Linked DNA regions of Homo sapiens: region 1 is linked to region 2. A link is an interaction called in ENCODE POLR2A ChIA-PET data of the cell type or tissue named here. Cell type or tissue: K562. All regions are shown on one strand. Links, peaks and the distances in the headings refer to the core of each region. The heading gives the core; the rest is flanking DNA.

Region 1 (9,358 bases), core at 3,246-7,245, 220 kb before region 2:
TGGGAGGCTGAGGCAGGAGAATGGCGTGAACCCGGGAGGCAGAGCTGGCAGTGAGCTGAGATCACGCCACTGCACTCCAGCCTGGGCGACAGAGTGAGACTCCGTCTCAAAAAATAATAATAATAATAAATAAATAAAATAAAAGTATATGAAAAAGACATTACAAACTTCTTGTTTGTAGAAAAGAACCACAGAATTCTCATTCACTGCTGGTGGAAATGCAACATGGAACAACCACTTTGGAACAGTTCAGCAGTTTTTTATAAGGTTAAATATACACATACCATAACTCCTAGGTATTTACCCAAGAGAAATAAGATATATGTTCATACAATGACTTGTACTCAGATGTTCACAATAGTGTTATTTCTAATAGCCACAAACTAGAAACAATCTTAAGTTTCCACCAACTGGAGAATAGATAAATAAATTGTGGTATATCCATGTACTGAAATACAGTCATGCACTGCATAAAGACATTACATATATGCAACAGTGGTCCCATAAGATTATAATGGAGCTGAAAAATTCCTATTGCCTAGTATTTACAATATTATACTTTGTATCATTTATTTTAGAGTGTAGAGTGTATCATCTATTTTATAAGTAAAGTCCTTCTACTTATTTAAAAAAAAAAAAGTTAACTGTACACCAGCCTCAGGCAGGTCCTTCAGGAGGTATTTCAGAAGAAGGCATTGTTATTAAAACAGATGACAGTCCCATGGGTGTTATTGCCCCTGAAGACCACCCACTGGGACAAGATGTGGAGGTGGAAGACAGTGATACTGATGATCCTGACCCTGTGTAGGCCTAGGCTAATATGTGTGTTTGTGTCTTAGTTTTTAATAAAAAGTTTATTAAGGTCTCTTGGCATTGTGTTTTGTTTTTGTTTTTGAAATGGAGTCTCTGTTGCCCAGGCTGGAGTGCAGTGGCATGATCTTGGCTCACTGCAAGCTCCACTTCCCAAGTTCAAGTGATTCTCCTGCCTCAGCCTCCCAAGTAGCTGGGACTACAGGCACGGGCACCACACTCAGCTAATCTTTGTATTTTTAGTAGGGATGAGGTTTTGCCATGTTGGCCAGGCTGGTCTCGAACTCCTGGCCTAAAGTGATCTGCCCACCACGGCCTCCCAAAGTGCTGGGATTATAAGCGTGAGCACTGCGCCCAGCCACTTGATGTTGATTTTAAAAAGTTTAAAAAGAAAAAAAATAAAAATATTTAAATAGAAAAAAGCTTATAGAATAAGAATAGAATTTTATAATATTGTAATATTATTTTACAATACTTACAATATCGTAATAATTGTATTATTACAAAAGAGTCAAAAAGGGCCAGTTGTGGTGGCTCATGCCTATAATCCCAGCATTTTGGGAGGCTGAGACAGGCAGATTGTTTGAGCCCAGGAATTTGAGACAAACCTGGGCAACATGGTGAGACCACATCTGTACAAAAAATACAAAAATTAGCCAGGCATGGTGACACGTGCCTGTAGTCCCAGCTACTCAGGAGGTTGAGGTGGGAGGATTGATTAAGCCAAGGATGGAGAGGCTGCGTTGAGCTGTGATCACACCACTGCACTCCAACCTGGACAACAGAGTGAGACTCTGTCTCAAAAAAAAGAAAAAAAAAACTGTTAAGAACTGTTCTTTGGGAGGCCGAGGCAGGTGGATCACAAGGTCAGGATTTCCAGACCAGCCTGGCCACGATGGTGAAACCCCATCTCTACTAAAAATACAAAAATGAGCCAGGTGTGGTGGTGGGCACCTGTAATCCCAGCTATTCGGAGGCCGAGGCAGAGAATTGATTGAACTCGGCAGGCAGAGGTTGCAGGGGGCCAGGCTCATGCCTGTAATCCCAGCACTCTGGGAGGCCAAGGCAGGTGGATCACCTGAGGTCAGGAGTTTGAAACAAGCCTGACCAACATGGTGAAATCCCGTCTCTACTAAAAATGCAAAAATTAGCTGGGTGTGGTTGTGGACACCTGTAATCCCAGCTACTCAGGAGGCTGAGACAGGAGAATCACTTGAACCCGGGAGGCGGAGTTTGCGGTGAGCTGAGATCATGCCACTGCACTCCAGCCTGGGTAATAGAGCAGGACTCTGTCTCAAAAAAAAAAAAAAAAAAGAACTGTTAGGGAAATGGAAACTACCATACAATGAGACATCATTTCACACCCACCAGATTGCCAAAGATGAAAAAATATCTGACAAAATCAAGTGTTGAAAGAAAGTGCAACTTTGCTGTTGGGATTTTAAATTGAAACAATGGCTCTGGAAAACAATCTGGCATCATCTGGTGAAACTGAAGATGCACATGCCTAGGATCCAGCAATCTCACTCCTAGGTAGGTAACGCCCCAGAGAAACCCTTGCAACATGTGTTCCAGGGGACACACATAAGAATACTCAGAGCAGTAGGAGGAATAACCCAAATGTCCATCAACAGCAGAATGGGTAAATCGGTTGTGATATGCAATGGAATGTGTTTTGTTTTGTTTTGTTTTGTTTTGAGACAGAGTCTCGCTCTGTCACCCAGACTAGAGTGCAGTGGTGCCATCTCAGCTCACTGCAAACTCCACCTGCCGGGTTCAAGTGATTCTCCTGCCTCAGCCTCCCAAGTAGCTGAAATTACAGGCATGCACCACCACGCCTGGCTAATTTTTGTATTTTTAGTAGAGATGGGGTTTTACCATGTTGGCCAGGCTGGTCTCGAACTCCTGACCTCAAATAATCTGCCTGCCTCAGCTCCCAAAGTGCTGGGATTACAGGCACCCAGGTGATATGCAATGGACTATGAAGCCATATTCTAGTAAAAACGAATGAGATGATAGCTATAAGCACCAAGAGAGAAGACACCAACATAATGTAGACAGAAAAAAGCAAGTTGCAAAAGAATGCATACAACATGATACCATTTATATAAAGTTTTCAAACTCCAGGCTGGAGTGCAGTGGTATGATCTTGACTCACTGCAATCTCTGCCTCCCGGGTTCAAGTGATTCTCATGCCTCAGCCTCCAGAGCAGCTGGGATTACAGGTGCCCGTCACGACACCCAGCTAATTTTTGTATTTTTAGTAGAGATGGAGTTTCACCACGTTGATCAGGCTGGTCTTGAACTCCTGACCTCAAGTGATCCACCCACCTTGGCCTCCCAAACTGCTGGGATTACAGGCATGAGACACCACGCCTGGCCTCTGTAACATTTTATTTCTAAAGGATAAAATAATTAACATAAAATAAAAATTCGCTGGGCTGAATTTTTAATACTTTTTTAAAAGAACAAGTTAATGACTATCTTTTCATTCCTTGTGAGTCTGAACAACCTAATATGAATAAAATGTAAAGAATTCCATTCAAGGCCGAGCACAGTGGCTCATGCCCATAATCCCTGCACTTTGGGCAGCCTAGGTGGGTGGATCACCTGAGGTCAGGAGTTTGAGACCAACCTAGCCAACATAGTGAAACCCCATCTCCACTAAAAATACAAAAATTAGCCTGGTGTGGTGGCACACGCCTGTAGTCCCAGCTACTCGGGAGGCTGAGGCAGGAGAATCGCTTGAATCCAGGAGGCAGAGGTTGCAGTGAGCCGAGATCCCATGACAAAGCGAGACTCTTTCTCAAAAAAAAAAAAACAAAAGAAAGAAAAAAAACAGTTCCATTCAAGACTGTCTAGAGCTTCTTGGCCTTTTCCTGTAAAATCTACCTTCCAAGTTAATGATGTTATTTCTGGTTGGTGACTGTTGGTGGCTGACTCAGAAAATTTACTTGGCCTCATCTCTAAAATGAGAAGACTGGACTTCTGCAACCCTGAAAGCTCCTAACAAGAGGTAGCCGAGAACATTTCGCACTCATGGGGTCCTTGGAGGGCTACAGCAGCAAGCTTTGCTTTGGTAACAGAAGGCTGCTTCAGCAGGTGAGCTGTGTTTCAAAGCTCCCAGCTGCTGCCTTCCTTCATTTTAATGCTGTATGAAAATAGCTGCTAACCCATTGGTCCTGGGCCCCATAGATATCAAACATGTCCTGAGGGGACACTTGGCTCAAAAGCCAGTGACATTTTGATTCCACTCCCAGCCTGAGTCTTCCCTAAGCAACTCATAAGGTTATTGAGGAGAAAAATGCAAATATGTTCACCAATACCATTTCATCCCCTGAGGACTGGGTTAAAAATGCTCTTAAATCAAACTTGTCCAATCTGTGGCCCACGGGCCACACATGACCCAGGACAGCTTTGAATGCACCCCAACACAAATTTGTAAACTTTCTTAAAACATTGGACTTTTTTTGCGATTTTTTTTTTAAAACTTATCAGCCATCATTACTGTTAGTGTATTTTATGTGTGGCCCAAGACAATTCTTTTTCGAATGTGGCCCAGAAAAGTCAAAAGATTGGACACCCCTGTCTTAAATGATGGACTCTTATGATACCTTTAGGTAATAAGTCCTTGTATGTTGTGTTTTTCTTAACAAACAAAATCTCTTTTCTCGACAACATTCTTCCATAAGGCTATCAATCCAGATCTGGATTATACAGTAATGAGGCAGAACAGGGAATTAGGGTAACCAAGGGTTAAGGTAGAAGCAAAAGACCAGCAGGTGCAGCCAGTTCTAGGCAAGATTAGGCAGCAGACAGGCAGCAGACCGGCCACATCCTCACTCCTGTGATGAGACAGAAGTTTCCACTTTGGCCTCTGATTAAGCGCGGACGAATCTCTACTTTAGCCTCTGATTGGTCACGGGCCAATCCTTCATAGAGTGTAACCAATTGGAGCCCTCTAATGGGCACGTAGGGGTGTTACCAAATACTTTTAGCTTAATAAAAACCCTTGAAGACCATCATAACGGGAAGTCTTCGGCCGCTTGCTCTAACCTGCTTCCGTTCTGTGAGTTGTACTTTTGTTCTAATAAGTCTGTGATTTCCTGACTTCGTTGTTTTGTTTATCTTTTGTTGCTTCTTGTGTTTTGTTCAACTCTGTCCAAGACACCAAGAACTTGGACCATTCACAGTCAAGACCTTCCATCCAGTAAAAGTAACGTCCTCTAAATGGTTTTCCCAACTCCCTCTCTCTCCACCCCTCTCCTTCCCCTCTCTCTCTCCCTTCCTTCCCCCTCTCTCCCTTCCTTCCCCCCTCTCCCCCCTCCTTCCCCCTCTCTCCCCCTTCCTTCCCCCTCTCTTCCCCTTCCTCCCCCCTCTCTTCCCCCTCCTTCCCCCTCTCCTCCCTCCTTCCCCCTCTCCCCCCTCCTTCCACTCTCTCCTCCCTCCTTCCCCTTTCCACTACCCTCTCCTCGCTTCCTCCTTCCCCTCTCCACTCCACTCTCCAACACCCCCCCTCCCCCGTCTCCTGCTCATTGCTTTCAAGGCTATCTTTTTGTTGTTGTTTTTGGAGAGAGAGTCTCACTCTATCGCCCAGACTGGAGTGCAGTGGCGTGATCTTGGTTCACTGCAACCTCTGCCTCCTGGGTTCAAGTGATTCTTCTGCCTCAGCCTCTGAAGTAGCTGGGACTACAGGCACGCGCCACCACACCTGGCTAATTTTTATTTTTAAAATTTATTTATTTTTAGTAGAGATGGGGTTTTGCCATGTTGTCCAGGCTACTCTCGAACTCTTGAGCTCAGGCAATCTGCCCACCTTAGCTTCCTGAAGTGCTAGGATTATAGGCATGAGCCACCGTGCCCGGCCTCAAGGCCATCTTTTTTATTTTTCTTATTTTTATTTTTGAGACAGAGTCTCTCTCTGTTGCCCAGCCTGGGGTGCAATGGCGCGATCTCAGCTCACCGCAACCTCCGCCTCCCGGGTTCAAGTGATTCTCCTGTCTCAGCTCCCCGGGTAGCTGGAATTACAGGCGCACGCTACCACGCCCGGCTACTTTTTGTATTTTTTTTTAGTAGAGACGGGGTTTCACCATGTTAGCCAGGCTGCTTTTGAACCCCTGACATAAGGTGATATGCCCGCCTCGGACTCCCAAAGTGTTGGGATTACAGGCATGAAGCTGCCGCGCCCTGCCAAGGCCATCTTTTAAAAGGTAACTTTGGAGGCTGGGCACGGTGGCTCACGCCTGTAATCCCAGCACTTTGGAAGACCGAGGCGGGCAGATCACGAGGTCAAATGTTCAAGGCCATCCTGGCCAACATGGTGAAACCCCATCTCTACTAAAAATACAAAAATTAGCTGGGCATGGTGGCGCACACCTGTAATCCCAACTACTCCAGAGGCTGAGGCAGGAGAATCGCTTGAACCCGGCAGGCAGAGGTTGCAGTGAACCGAGATCACGCCACTGCACTCCAGTCTGGCTGATAGAGCTGTCTCAAAAAAAGAAGAAAAAAAGGGTAGCTTTGGAATTGTCGAGCCACTATTAAGAAGCCTTCAGTGGTCCCCCATCACCTACAGGGAAAATCCAAACTCTTCGGTGTGGCCTCCATGGCTGGCTGTAGTGGCGGTTGGGAAGTGCGACCTCTGTAAATACCAAGTGCCTTCGTTCATATGAGGATTTAAGTTTTGCCCTAAATCCTTCCTTACCTTGTAATGCGCCTAGAGCAAGAGGAGACAGGTGTTGCAACAAAGGCCCGGGGCCCTGTGCTGGGGATCATGCCCTGTATATGATGCACCTTGCTGTGTGTGGCAAGGCTGAAAAGGGCCTATAGTCCCTCTTCATCTGTGCCACCCTCCCTCTCCACCCTCAAGCCCCACCACTTCCTGTCTGAACCCTGTCATCTGGCCATTTGGTTGATTCACTCTGTCTTGCACCACACATGTCCCCTTCCTGCCTCCAGTCTCGGGGCTCTCTCTGTTCTCTCCATGCTCCTCCTTTCCCGCCCGGCACAAAGTGCTTTCTCCTGTTTTCAACAAAATGCCTATTGAGTACCTGCTTTGTGCTGGAATCTCTAATCTTTTTGCACACAATTGGAACAGGTTTTTTTTTTCTTAATTTAGGTGGATCCCAGTGACTATGGCTGCATAACAAACACCCCCAACTTAGTGGTATAAACAACTGCTTTATTATGCTCACAGGTTCTGTGGGTGGAGGATTTGGACAGGGCACAACAGGGATGGCCCATTTCTCCTCTACAATGTCTGAGGCCTCAGCTGAGAAAACTCAAAGCTGGGGGCTAGAATTATCCAGAAGCTTCTTCACTCATGTGTCTGGGACCTGAACTGGGATGAATCAAAGGCTGGGCCCAGCTGGGACTATTGACCACAGCATGCATGTGGCCTCTCGTACTTCTCACTTGATGTGTTCTGAGAGTGTCCCCAGAGGGATGACTAGAGAGATCTAAGTGGGGCTGGGCATGGTGGCTCACGCCTGTAATCCCAACACTTTGGGAGGCCAAGGTGGGTGGATCACTTGAGCCCAGGAGTTCGAGACCAGCCTGGGCAACATGATGAAACCCCATCTCTACAAAAAACTTAAACTAGTCAGGCGTGGTGGTGCAGACCTGTGGTGCCAGCTCCCAGGGAGGCTGAAGTGGGAGGATGGCATGAGCCTGGGAGGTTGAGGCTGCTGCTGCACAGCCTTTCCAAATCTAGCCTTGGATGCCATGTAGTGTCACTTAAGCCATGTTTTATTGGTGGGAACACTCCTGAGTCCATTCAGGTGTAAGGAGAGGAGACATAGACCCCACCCCTCAATGGGCAAAAGTGTCAAAGAATTAGGAGTTATGCTTTTAAATGGCCACAAGGCATCATTCTACTGTGGGATACACTGTTATTTAAATCCCTTATTTTTCTACTTCAAACGTTTGTGTCTTCTTCTACATGGTAAGCCCAGTGAAGCCAAAGCCTGGGTATTCCTGGAGTACCTACCTGGTCAGTCCCTTTCTGGTACAGAAAACCCTTCGAAGCCATCTAATTCAATTCCATCATTAAATGGTGGCTCCAAGGCAACTTGCTGATTGACTGCTATTTACAGGCCATAAATACAAACTTTATTTTTTATTTATTTATTTTTTTGGAGATGGAGTCTCTGTTGCCCAGGCTGGAGTGCCATGTTGCGATCTTGACTCACCCAGGTTCAAGTGATTCTCCTGCCTCAGCCTCTTGAGTAGTTGGGACTACAGGTGTCTGCCACCATGCCCGGCTAATTTTTGTATTTTTAGTAGAGACAGGGTTTCACCATGTTGGCCAGGCTGGTCTCGAACTCCTGACCTCAGGTGATCCACCTGCCTTGGCCTCCCGAAGTGCTGGGATTACAGGCGTTAGCCACTGTGCCTGGCCAAACTTTAGATCTTTAACTAAGATTTTCTTACCTGATTTACTGGTGCAAGTAGAATAGCTGTTCCAGTTAAAACTCCTGACACCCAAACCCGTTGCAGCTTCTGCAGAAGCAGATCTTGTAATCAAGTAGGTAGGGAACCTCGGACAAGCATGGCTCAAGAGCCCCACACTGGGCTGGGCGTGGAGGCTCATGCCTGTAATCCTGGCACTTTGGGAGGCCGAGGCGGGCAGATCACGAGGCCAGGAGTTCGAGACCAGCTTGACCAACATGGTGAAACCCCCTCTCTACTAAAAAAAAAAAAAAAAAAAATACAAAATTAGCTCAGCCTCGTGGCACGCGCCTGTGATCCCAGCTACTAATGAGGCTGAGGCAGGAGAATGGTGTAAACCCGGGAGGCGGAGGTTGCAGTGAGCCAAGATCGTGCCACTGCACTCCAGCCTGGGCGACAGAGGGAGACCCTGTCTCAAAAAAAAAGCCTCACACTTAAACCCTGTTGCTACTGGAGGATCTGCCTTTGATGTGGTAACCTAACAGAGAAGAGCAGAACCAGTGTGAAAACGAAGGCAAAACAATGCAGAGTTCAAGTCACATTTGTGTTCTAGCAAGGCAAAACCCTCTGCATTGGCTTTTTTTTTTTTTTTTTTGAGACGGAGTCTCGCTTTTTTGCCCAGGCCAGACTGCAGTGGCGCGATCTCGGCTCACTGCAAGCTCCATGCCAATTTCCTGCCTCAGCCTCCCGAGTAGCTGGGACTACAGGCGCCCGCCACCACGCCTGGCTAATTTTTTGTATTTTTGGTAGAGACGGGGTTTCACCGTGTTAGCCAGGATGGTCTTGATCTCCTGACCTCCTGATCCGCCCGCCTCGGCCTCCCAAAGTGCTGGGATTACAGGCCTGAGCCACGGCGCCCGGCCTGCACTGGCTTTTTAGTCAGCTGAAAACGTATTTTCTGGAATGTTTTCCCACCGTCATTACCTGTACAGCCTAGAGCCTGAACACTTCTGGGAACACAAATTCTAGACAGAGAAAACTTGAGGGAGTTGTTCTTGAAAGAAAACACTGGCTTAGAATTCTTCTCAATTGAGGATTTTAAAAAACAGGATGACCTTGAATTGAACTTCTTAGAATCAGTGCAGGCCACTCTGATTCG
Region 2 (9,358 bases), core at 3,439-7,438:
AGCTGGGATTACAGGCATCAGCCACCATGCCCAGCTAATTCTGTATTTTTAGTAGAGACGGGGTTTCTCCATGTTGGTCAGGCTGGTCTTGAACTCCAGAGCCCGGGCGATCTGCCTGCCTCGGCCTCCCAAAGTGCTGGGATTACAGGCGTGAGCCACCACGCCCAGCCTATTGTGACATGTTTGCACTTGATATTCTTGTGAATGTCAAATAGAATGGTTAACTTATCTGACATTATCAGGGATCCCAGTGTTCCATATCAATGAATTTTCTTTTTTTATTTGGAGACAGAGTCTTGCTGTGTTGCCTAGGCTGGAGTGCAGTGGCATGATCTCGGCTTACTGCAACTTCCGCCTCCCAGGTTCAAGCCATTCTCCTGCCTCAGCCTCCCAAGTAGTTGGGACCACAGGCGCATGCTACCACACCCGGCTAATTTTTTGTATTTTTAGTAGAGACGGGGTTTCATCGTGTTAGCCAGAATGGTCTCGATTTCCTGACCTCGTGATCCGCCTGCCTTGGCCTCTCAAAGAGTTGGGATTACAGGCGTGAGCCACCGCACCCCACCATAAATGAATTTTTAAGGCAACTTAAGCACCAACACTTTAATGATAATTAAACTGCCATTTTTCTTCCCTCATTACACAGATTACTAAAAGTGATTTTTAACCTTTGTTAGGGTTGTCACGATTATTTTCAGCCTAGATCCCTTCTGTCACACTGCCCTTACACTTTAGCTCTTTAAATTACTCCTCTATCCTCATTCATCTATGCAAATATTTACTGGACATCTACTCCATGCCAGGCACCATTCTGTGCAGCAGTCACAAAGCAAGGAAGTTACCTCATTGGTTACTTAATCATTTTACAACTTTCAAATTGCAGAGTACACCAGGAACAGTTATGTAGCAACAAACTACATATATGTGGATTTTTTTTTTTGATATACATACTTGAAACTATACCCATTAAACACTAACTCCCCATTTCCTCTCTCTGTATATACTTTGAATTTTTCCTAATGATTGCAGCCATACTCCGTAACAGTCTAAAACTAGTACCTCAATTACCCATGTATCCATTCTCTCACCTCTGACGGGTGAATAGGATAGTCATTTTAAAATAATTTTGTGTTGTAAATAATTGAGTATATAAGCTTATTTTCCTTTGTATAACTCCATCTTTTTTTTTTTTTTTGAGACAGAGCCTGGCTCCATCACCCAGGCTGGAGTGTAGTGGCACCATCTTGGCTCACTGCAACCTCCACCTCCTGGGTTCAAGCAATTCTCCTGTCTCAGCCTCCCAAGTAGCTGGGACTACAGGCGCCTGCCACCATGCCTGGCTAATTTTTGTATTTTTAGTAGAGACGGGATTTCACCTTGTTGGTCAGGTTGGTCTCGAACTCCTGACCCCAGGTCCACCAGCCTCGGCCTCCCAAAGTGCTGGGATTACAGACATGAGCCACTGCGCCTGGTAACTCCCATCTTTTTTTAAAAAATAAAAAAAGGCCTCCCCCACATTTATTTATTTATTTCAGATAGAGTCTTGCTCTATTGCCCAGGCTAGAATGCAGTGGCATGATCTCAGCTCACTGCAACCTCTGCCTCCTGAGTTCAGGTGATTCTCCTGCCTCAGCCTCCTGAGTAGTTGGGATCACAGGCATCCCCAACCATGACCAGCTAATTTTTGTATTTTTAGTAGAGACGGGGTCTCGCCATGTTGGCCAGGCTGGTCTTGAACTCCTGACCTCAGGTGATCTGCCAACCTTGACATCCCAAAGCGCTGGGATTACAGGCATGAGCCACTGTGCCCAGCCTTGTTTTCTATATTCATTACTCCTATGGATGTTACACTTCTTTTTTTTTTTTTCCAATTATTGAGCAGCTTCCCTAGCCAGAGTATGCTCAAAGACTCCTCCCCTGATCTTTTAATGTCAATAAGTATCTGAATTGTTTCATAGAATAAAAATATGCACTAGTTTTGACCATTTGATTCATTTAATTTTAACTTAATTGGGAGGGAAAAAGAAAATTCATACTAAAAACCCAAAGCATTAAGTGTGACATCAGGGATAGGAATACATTAAAATGCTGGGCTTTTAATTGCCACAGCAAAGCAATATGTATTTGTGTGTAATAGTTCAAGTTGCTGTGCAATTCAAACTGTTCTCGGTGGCTCATGCCTGTAATCCCAGCACTTTGGGGGGCCAAGGTGGGTGGATCACCTGAGGTCAGAAGTTCGAGACCAGTCTGGCCAACATGGTGAAACCCCATCTCTACTAAAAACACAAAAATTAGCTGGGTGTGGTGGCACATGCCTGTGATTCCAGCTACGGGAGGCTGAGGCAGGAGAATCACTTGAACCCGGGAGATGAAAGTCGCAGTGAGCCAAGATCGTGCCACTGCACTCCAGCCTGGGCAACCCATAGCGCAAGACTCCGTCTCAAAAAAGAAAAAAAAAGTTCTAACATTGATAAGCAATGACAGCCTAAACAAGCAAGGGCCAGGCTTGGTGGCACACAGATCTACTCTTGAGGGCAAAGCAATAGGGTTGCTTGAGTGCAGGAGTCCTATGATCATGTGAGTAGACACTGAACTCCAGCATAGGCAACATAGTGCCCAGCATAAAACTGTTTTATTGGTTTTATGAATGTTCATCTTACCTCCTCTCTCCACAGATTACCACTCCACAGGGTAACTACTATGAGGAGATTGGTGTATATTCTTTTTTTTTTTGAGACGGAGTCCCCGTCTGTTGTGCAGGCTGAAGTGCAGTGGTGCCATCTTGGCTCACCGCAACCTCCGCCTCCTGGGTTCAAGTGATTCTCCTGCCTCACCCTTCTGAGTAGCTGGGATTACAGGTGCCCACCACCATGCCTAATTTTTTTTTTTTTTTTTTTTTTTTTAGTAGGGATGGGGTTTCACCATGTTGGTCAGGCTGGTCTCAAAATCCTGACCTCAGGTGGATCCACCTGCCTTCGGCCTCCCAAAAGTGCTGAGATTACAGGCGTGAGCCACCACGCCCAGGCTGGTGTATATTCTTTTTTTTTTTTTTCTTGAGACTGAGTCTTGCTCTGTCACCCAGGCTGGAGTGCAGTGGCGTGATCTCGGCTCACTGCAAGCTCCGCCTCCCGGGTTCATGCCATTCTCCTGCCTCAGCCTCCCGAGTAGCTGGGACTACAGGCACCCGCCACCACGCCCAGCTAATTTTTTGTATTTTTTAGTAGAGACGGGGTTTCACCATGTTAGCCAGGATGGTCTCGATCTTCTGACCTCGTGATCCACCTGCCTCAGCCTCCCAAAGTGCTGGGATTATAGGCGTGAGCCCGGCCCCTGGTGTATATTCTTATAGATCTTATTCTATGCACAAGATTATAATTTAAAAGCCAAATACTCTGCTGGACGTGGTGGCTCACACCTGTAATCCCAACACTTTTCGAGGCTGAGGGAGGTCAATTTGTTTGAGCCCAGGAGTTTGAGACCAGCCAGGGCAACATGGCAAAGCCTCTTCTCTACAAAAAAGTACAAAAATTAGCCAGGCATGAAGGCGTGCGCCTGTAGTCCCAGCTACTTGAGAGGCTGAAGTGGGAGAATTGCTTGAGTCTGGCAGTCGAGGCTGCAGTGAGCTGTGATCCCACCACTGCACTCCAGCCTGGGTGACAGAGTGAGACCCTGTCTCAACACAAAAACACCAGAACGTTTCACACAAGTGTTTCTGGGAAGACAGACTGCAGGTTTTTCAGATTTTTTTTTTAGGGCTCCAGGACCTAAATAAGATTAAGTGGGAACCACCGTTGTAAGAAGTTAGAGAACCAACAGCAGCAGTTTTTCTTACCCGCCAGTTGAAAACACTTATATCTTTGAGATGGAGTTTTGCTCTTGTTGCCCAGGCTGGAGTGCAATGGCATCATCTCAGCTCATTGCAACCTATGCTTCCCAGGCTTAAGAGATTCTCCTGCCTCAGCCTCCCAAGTAGCTGGAATTAAAGGTGTCCACCACCATGCCCAGCTAATTTTTTTTGTATTTTTATTAGAGATGGGGTTTCACCATGTTGGCAAGGCTGGTCTTGAACTCCTGACCTCAGGTGATCCACTCACCTCAGCCTCCCAGAGTGCTGGGATTACAGGTGTGAGCCACAGTGCCCGGCCACATTTAGATCTTAATAGTAAACAGAAAAAGTGGAGGTCCAGAAATATCTAAGCTTTTATTTCTATTTTGAGTAGTTATGCTCAAAATAACTTTCTGTCTCAGCATCCCTAGTTGTGACTACAGGTGCACACTACTGAGCTCAGCTCCCTAGTCACAAAATATACTTAAAAAGGACAGGACTTTCAAACAGTAAATTTTTTTTTTTTTTTTGAGATGGAGTCTTGCTTTGTTGCCCAGGCTGGAGTACAGTGGTGCTCTCTGCAACCTCTGCCTCCCAGGTTCAAGTGATTCTCCTGCCTCAGCCTCCTGAGTAGGTGGGACTACTGGAACCCACCACCATGCCTGGCTAATTATTTTGTATTTTTAGTAGAGACGGGGTTTCACCGTGTTAGCCAGGATGGTCTCAATCTCCTGACCTCGTGATCCGCCCGCCTCAGCCTCCCAAAGTGCTGGGATTACAGGTGTGAGAGCCACTACGCCCAGCTGCCCAACACCTTTTTTTAAAGGTCACTTGAAACACCCTCTTCTTCTTTTACATTACAGTTATTTAAGTGTGTTTCCTACTGGAATATATTTAGACTTCTTAAGATATTATCTACCTATAGGCCGGTCGCAGTGGCTCACGCCTGTAATCCCAGCAATTTGGGAGGCTGAGGCGGGCATATCACGAGGTCAGGAGATCGAGACCATCCTGGCTAACATGGTGAAAACCCTCTACTAAAAATACAAAAAATTACCCGGGCGTGGTGGTGGGTGCCTGTAGTCCCAGCTACTTGGGAGGCTGAGGCAGGAGAATGGCGTCAACCAGAGAGGTGGAGCTTGCAGTGAACTGAGATCACGCCACTGCACTCCAGCCTGGGCAACAGAGCGAGACTCTGTCTCCAAAAAAAAAAAAAAAAAAAAAAAGTAGGCCGGGTGCAGTGGCTCACGTCTGTAATCCCAGCACTCTGGGAGGCCAAGGCATGTGGATCACAAGGTCAGGAGATCGAGACCATCCTGGCTAACACCGTGAAACCCCGTCTCTACTAAATACACAAAAAATTAGCCGGGCGTGGTGGTGGGCGCCTGTAGTCCCAGCTACTCGGGAAGCTGAGGCAGGAGAATGGCGTGAACCCGGGAGGCGGAGCTTGCAGTGAGCCGAGATCGCGCCACTGCACTCCAGCCTGGGTGACAGAGCAAGACTCCGTCTCAAAAAAAAAAAGGTATTAGCTACCTATCTTTCCTTCAGCATGGTGCTGGTACTGAATATTCTCAATATTTACAATTCGGTCTCCCCCAAAAGAGAAGAAAAACAAGGGTTTTAAAAGAACCAAAGAAAAGACAAGGAATAACATTCTAGTGTAAGAAAAAATATTTTTAAAAATGAGAAATATTGGGAAGTTAAAACTCAGGATGGGTAAACTTTCATATAAATACACACTGGGGGGATGTGAGGGAAAAGGAAGGACCAGTTCCTCAATCATATTTCTCCATGGTACCACAATAAAGAGACAATCCCATTTTCAAAGAAATTAGCTTTTATTTGAGACTACTTTTCCCCACATGTATCTTTTAAGAATTCTATGCTATGTGATAACCTGCTTATCCACTGTCCCAATACCAAAATTTCTAACAGCGAATTATACAACTGCTCTAGGTAATAAATAAGGGTTGTCCTTCACTGATTAAGGGAATAAACTTCAATAAACTTAACAACAACAAAAAAAATCACACTTTAGTTTTTAAGTTTTAACAGATGTATTTCAAATACAGCATGTTTTACAGGAGTTCACAAGCTTTTCATCTCTAAAAAAAAACTTTCAACTACCTGACTGTTCCATTCCACCCCAGACAAACCTGACATGACTGAACTACTTCATGTGTTACTTTCCCAAAAATAAAGTTAAAAAAAAAAAGGAACTCATGATAAATGCAGATCTCTAATACAGTATCTAACACAAAAGAAGCTTTAAAAAGACAGTTTCTTTCCTTATTTGATTAGCTAGAAGTTTATCTAGGTAAAAGCAAAAAAAAAAATTTACAAAGCATAACATAACATTGGGGTTCTTTTTATACTCAAGATGTTTAACTGTTCAAAATGACAACAATTACATCTTTTAAGAGTATAATAAAATGGGTGGAAAACAGCAACACAACTGACAAAAGTGTAGATGCTAAATAAACCAAAGTTTTTTTCTTAAGGAGTAGGAAGAATCCACAGCTTGGGGAAATCTCAGAATTAAAAAAAAAAAAAAAAAAAAGAGGAAAAAAAATGTCCTTAATTGCAACCATTCCGTTATCAATAGCGTCCTAAAAGAGAAAAAGCAAAAAAAAAAAAAAAAAAAAAAAGTTAACAATTATAGTTTAATTTGCCTCATATTTTTCCAACTATTAACTGCCACCTTCCACCTTATACTCTAATATTCTAAAGTAAGCCATTAATTAGAAATGAGGTTTTTTATGCTACAAAAGTAAAGTTCACATACTTGGGCTGTAGGAACGAGATCTTGATCGTGATCTATATCGACTATAATAAGGAGAAGGTGATCGTCTTCTGTAAGAAATGAAAGATTACTTAGCATACTATATAATCACTCCACTGAGGCAGATGAAAATAAAAATTCCTCATCATTCAAAATAATAATGTACCTAAGGTGATAACTACTTAATATTAAGTTCTCTTTCTGCCAATGAGACCAGAAAAGTATATAGCACAACAAAATACTGACATATACAGACTGCTAACTTCTGCTCCCAAAGGCGTCATATATGATCTATTTTAAAAATCAAGTTTTTATTCATATGTATCCAACATAAAAGTGCCAAGTAACACTACTATCATCTAATTTAGAACAGAAAGCTCAAGTTAAAACATTACCTGTATCGGTAATCATAGTCTTCATATCTGTCATACCCACGATCATATCCTCTATCATAGTAAGAATCTCGACGTCTGCCACCACCTCCACCTCCACCGCCGCCGCCTCCTCCACCACCCCCACCACTACTGCAGAAAAATGTAAAAATTCTCCATTAGTGTGAATGACTATTTTCCAGGACACTTTAATACAAATTGAATGGCTTAAAAAAGAGAAAAGTGAGGAAGAACATCCCTTTCATGAGAAATTGCCTCCGTATCTCATTTTACTGACTCCCATGGTATTCTGGTTTGCCTTATTCCCTACATACATAATCAAGAAGGGCTTCACAAAACTCTCAAAACTATTAACTGCTTTTCTACTAATGCACTGCCCAAATTAAAATCTTTTCAACAAATTGAAACGATGAAGCACTGTGTTGAGCAGCAGTATAAAAATGCTAAGATGCATTCCTACTGCTAAATGAGACTGGTAAATAAATAAATAAATGAATAAAAGGTGTATCCCTGTGACTAAAAGGCAATAAACACCAAGAATTTTTAAGTAACTCTGGACACCAAAGAGAATACCAAGGAATGACTATATTCCTTCTTTTATTCCCAAGAAATACCTCTGTGAATACTGCCTTTGGTTGTATATTTTATTTTTATTTTTTGAGACGGAGTCTTGCTCTGTCGCCCAGGCTGGAGTGCAGTGGTGCGATCTCGGCTCACTGCAAGCCCTGCCTCCGGGGTTCATGCCATTCTCCTGCCTCAGCCTCCTGAGTAGCTGGGACTACAGGTGCCTGCCACCATGCCCAGCCAATTTTTTGTATTTTTAGTAGAGACGGGGTTTCACCGTGGTCCCGATCTCGTGATCTCGTGATCCACCCGCCTCGGCCTCCCAAAGTGCTGGGATTACAGGTGTAAGCCACTGCGCCCGGCAAATGAACATCGTGAGCCAGCCAGGAGGGTTGTATATTTAAAAACATTATCAAAACCCCTACTTATGTTTTTTTTCTTTTTTGAGAAAGAGTCTCACTCTGTTGCCCAGGCTCACTGCAACCTCTGCCTCCCAAGTTCAAGTGATTCCTGTGCCTCAGCTCCCGAGCAGCTGGGATTACAGGCATGTGCCACCACACCTGGCTGATTTTTTATTTTTTTTTAGTAGAAGCAGGGTTTTGCCATGTTGCCCCTTGCCAGAATCAATTCTAATTATAGGAAAAAAGTTTCTGAGTAATCAAAATTTTGCACATATTTCTGGTGGATTTCATAGTTTAGCTTAGGAAACTTGAACTCTTACTGAGTTGGTCTGCCCATGTAGATGCCTGGTGTTGGTGTGTGCGCTCTCTTGGTTATAGAATAATCCACCCGAATTCTTCTACCATCCAGCTCCATTCCATTTGCCCTTTCCATAGCCTATAAAGAACAGGCACAAAAAGTCACGTATAATTCACCAGTCTTGAAGTAATCATTACTTAAAATTAAGCACAAAGTATATGTAATCCAAATAAACTCCTGATTTTGAAAATGACAGCAATGTAGCTTGTACAGGGCATTGTATAGACAATTCTAGACCTCAACAATGTCCAGAACACATTTAAATTTACTCAGCAGAAAGAGTAGTTAATAAACTTTCCCAAATAATTTTCCAGTTCTGGTTCAATTCCCATTCCCCACTCCATGAGATCAACAAAGAGTAGTTAACAAACTTTCCTAAATAATTTTCCAGTTCTGGTTCAATTCCCATTCCCCACTCCATGAGATCAACAGGGGAGCGGAGACTGAAGTCTTTTCAAGCTAAATTTTTTGTAGGTTGCCCAGGTAGACTGCCATTTCATACTTTCTAGTCTCCAGCGATTTCACTTACAAAGACTGACTTCAGAACATTAAAAAGGGTTTGCTAAGCTTTATACATGTTCTTTTTATAACCTGCCCCCAATCTTATTCTTTAGTTTGCAGTCTAGTACACTGATTAAGACTCAGTGAGCAGCCAAGAAGAAATGATATAAACAGACAAGAACAAATTTATCGTAATGCCTTTCAACCTTTTATTGAGACTGAACTAATAAAAGTATAATAAACTAATAAAAACTACACAATTTTTATGTATCCACAAATATTTCTCCGTAAGAGTGTCCCATAAACTAAAGGTCATTAAAAAAAAAAAAAAAAAAAAAAGGAGGTCTCACTCCATTGCCCAGGCTGGCAGTGGATCATAGTTCACTGTGGCCTCAAACTTCTTGGCTTATGCAATCCTCCAGCCTTAGTCTCCTAAGTAGCTAGGACCACAGGTTTGTGCCACCATGCTCGGCTAATTAAAACAAAAATTCTTGGTAGAGAAGGGGTCTAAACAGTATTCCATTCAATGGAATG

The links. ChIA-PET counts read pairs that join two places held together with the same protein. Peaks named below come from ENCODE experiments on the same cell type or tissue, not always from the same donor. Only the 100,000 strongest peaks of a DNase experiment are listed, where the experiment ranks them.
Region 1: POLR2A ChIA-PET joins it to region 2 with 5 read pairs; 13 of 35 experiments call an interaction of 5 or more read pairs at or near these places.

The regions. Positions count from the first base shown.
Region 1 is chr7:23,281,124-23,290,481 of GRCh38, forward strand. No RefSeq gene overlaps it. Among named protein-coding and RNA genes, the nearest start is that of MALSU1, 14 kb to the right of the region's middle. In K562, for the core only: no CTCF peak of the experiment used is centred there; a DNase peak (open chromatin) is centred at 4,768.
Region 2 is chr7:23,499,135-23,508,492 of GRCh38, forward strand. It overlaps TRA2A (transformer 2 alpha homolog), which reads right to left. Exons shown (of 8, transcript NM_013293.5): 5 at 8,286-8,401; 6 at 7,004-7,132; 7 at 6,612-6,679; 8 at 5,646-6,435. The coding sequence ends at 6,425. Among named protein-coding and RNA genes, the nearest start is that of TRA2A, 28 kb to the right of the region's middle. In K562, for the core only: no CTCF peak of the experiment used is centred there; no DNase peak of the experiment used is centred there.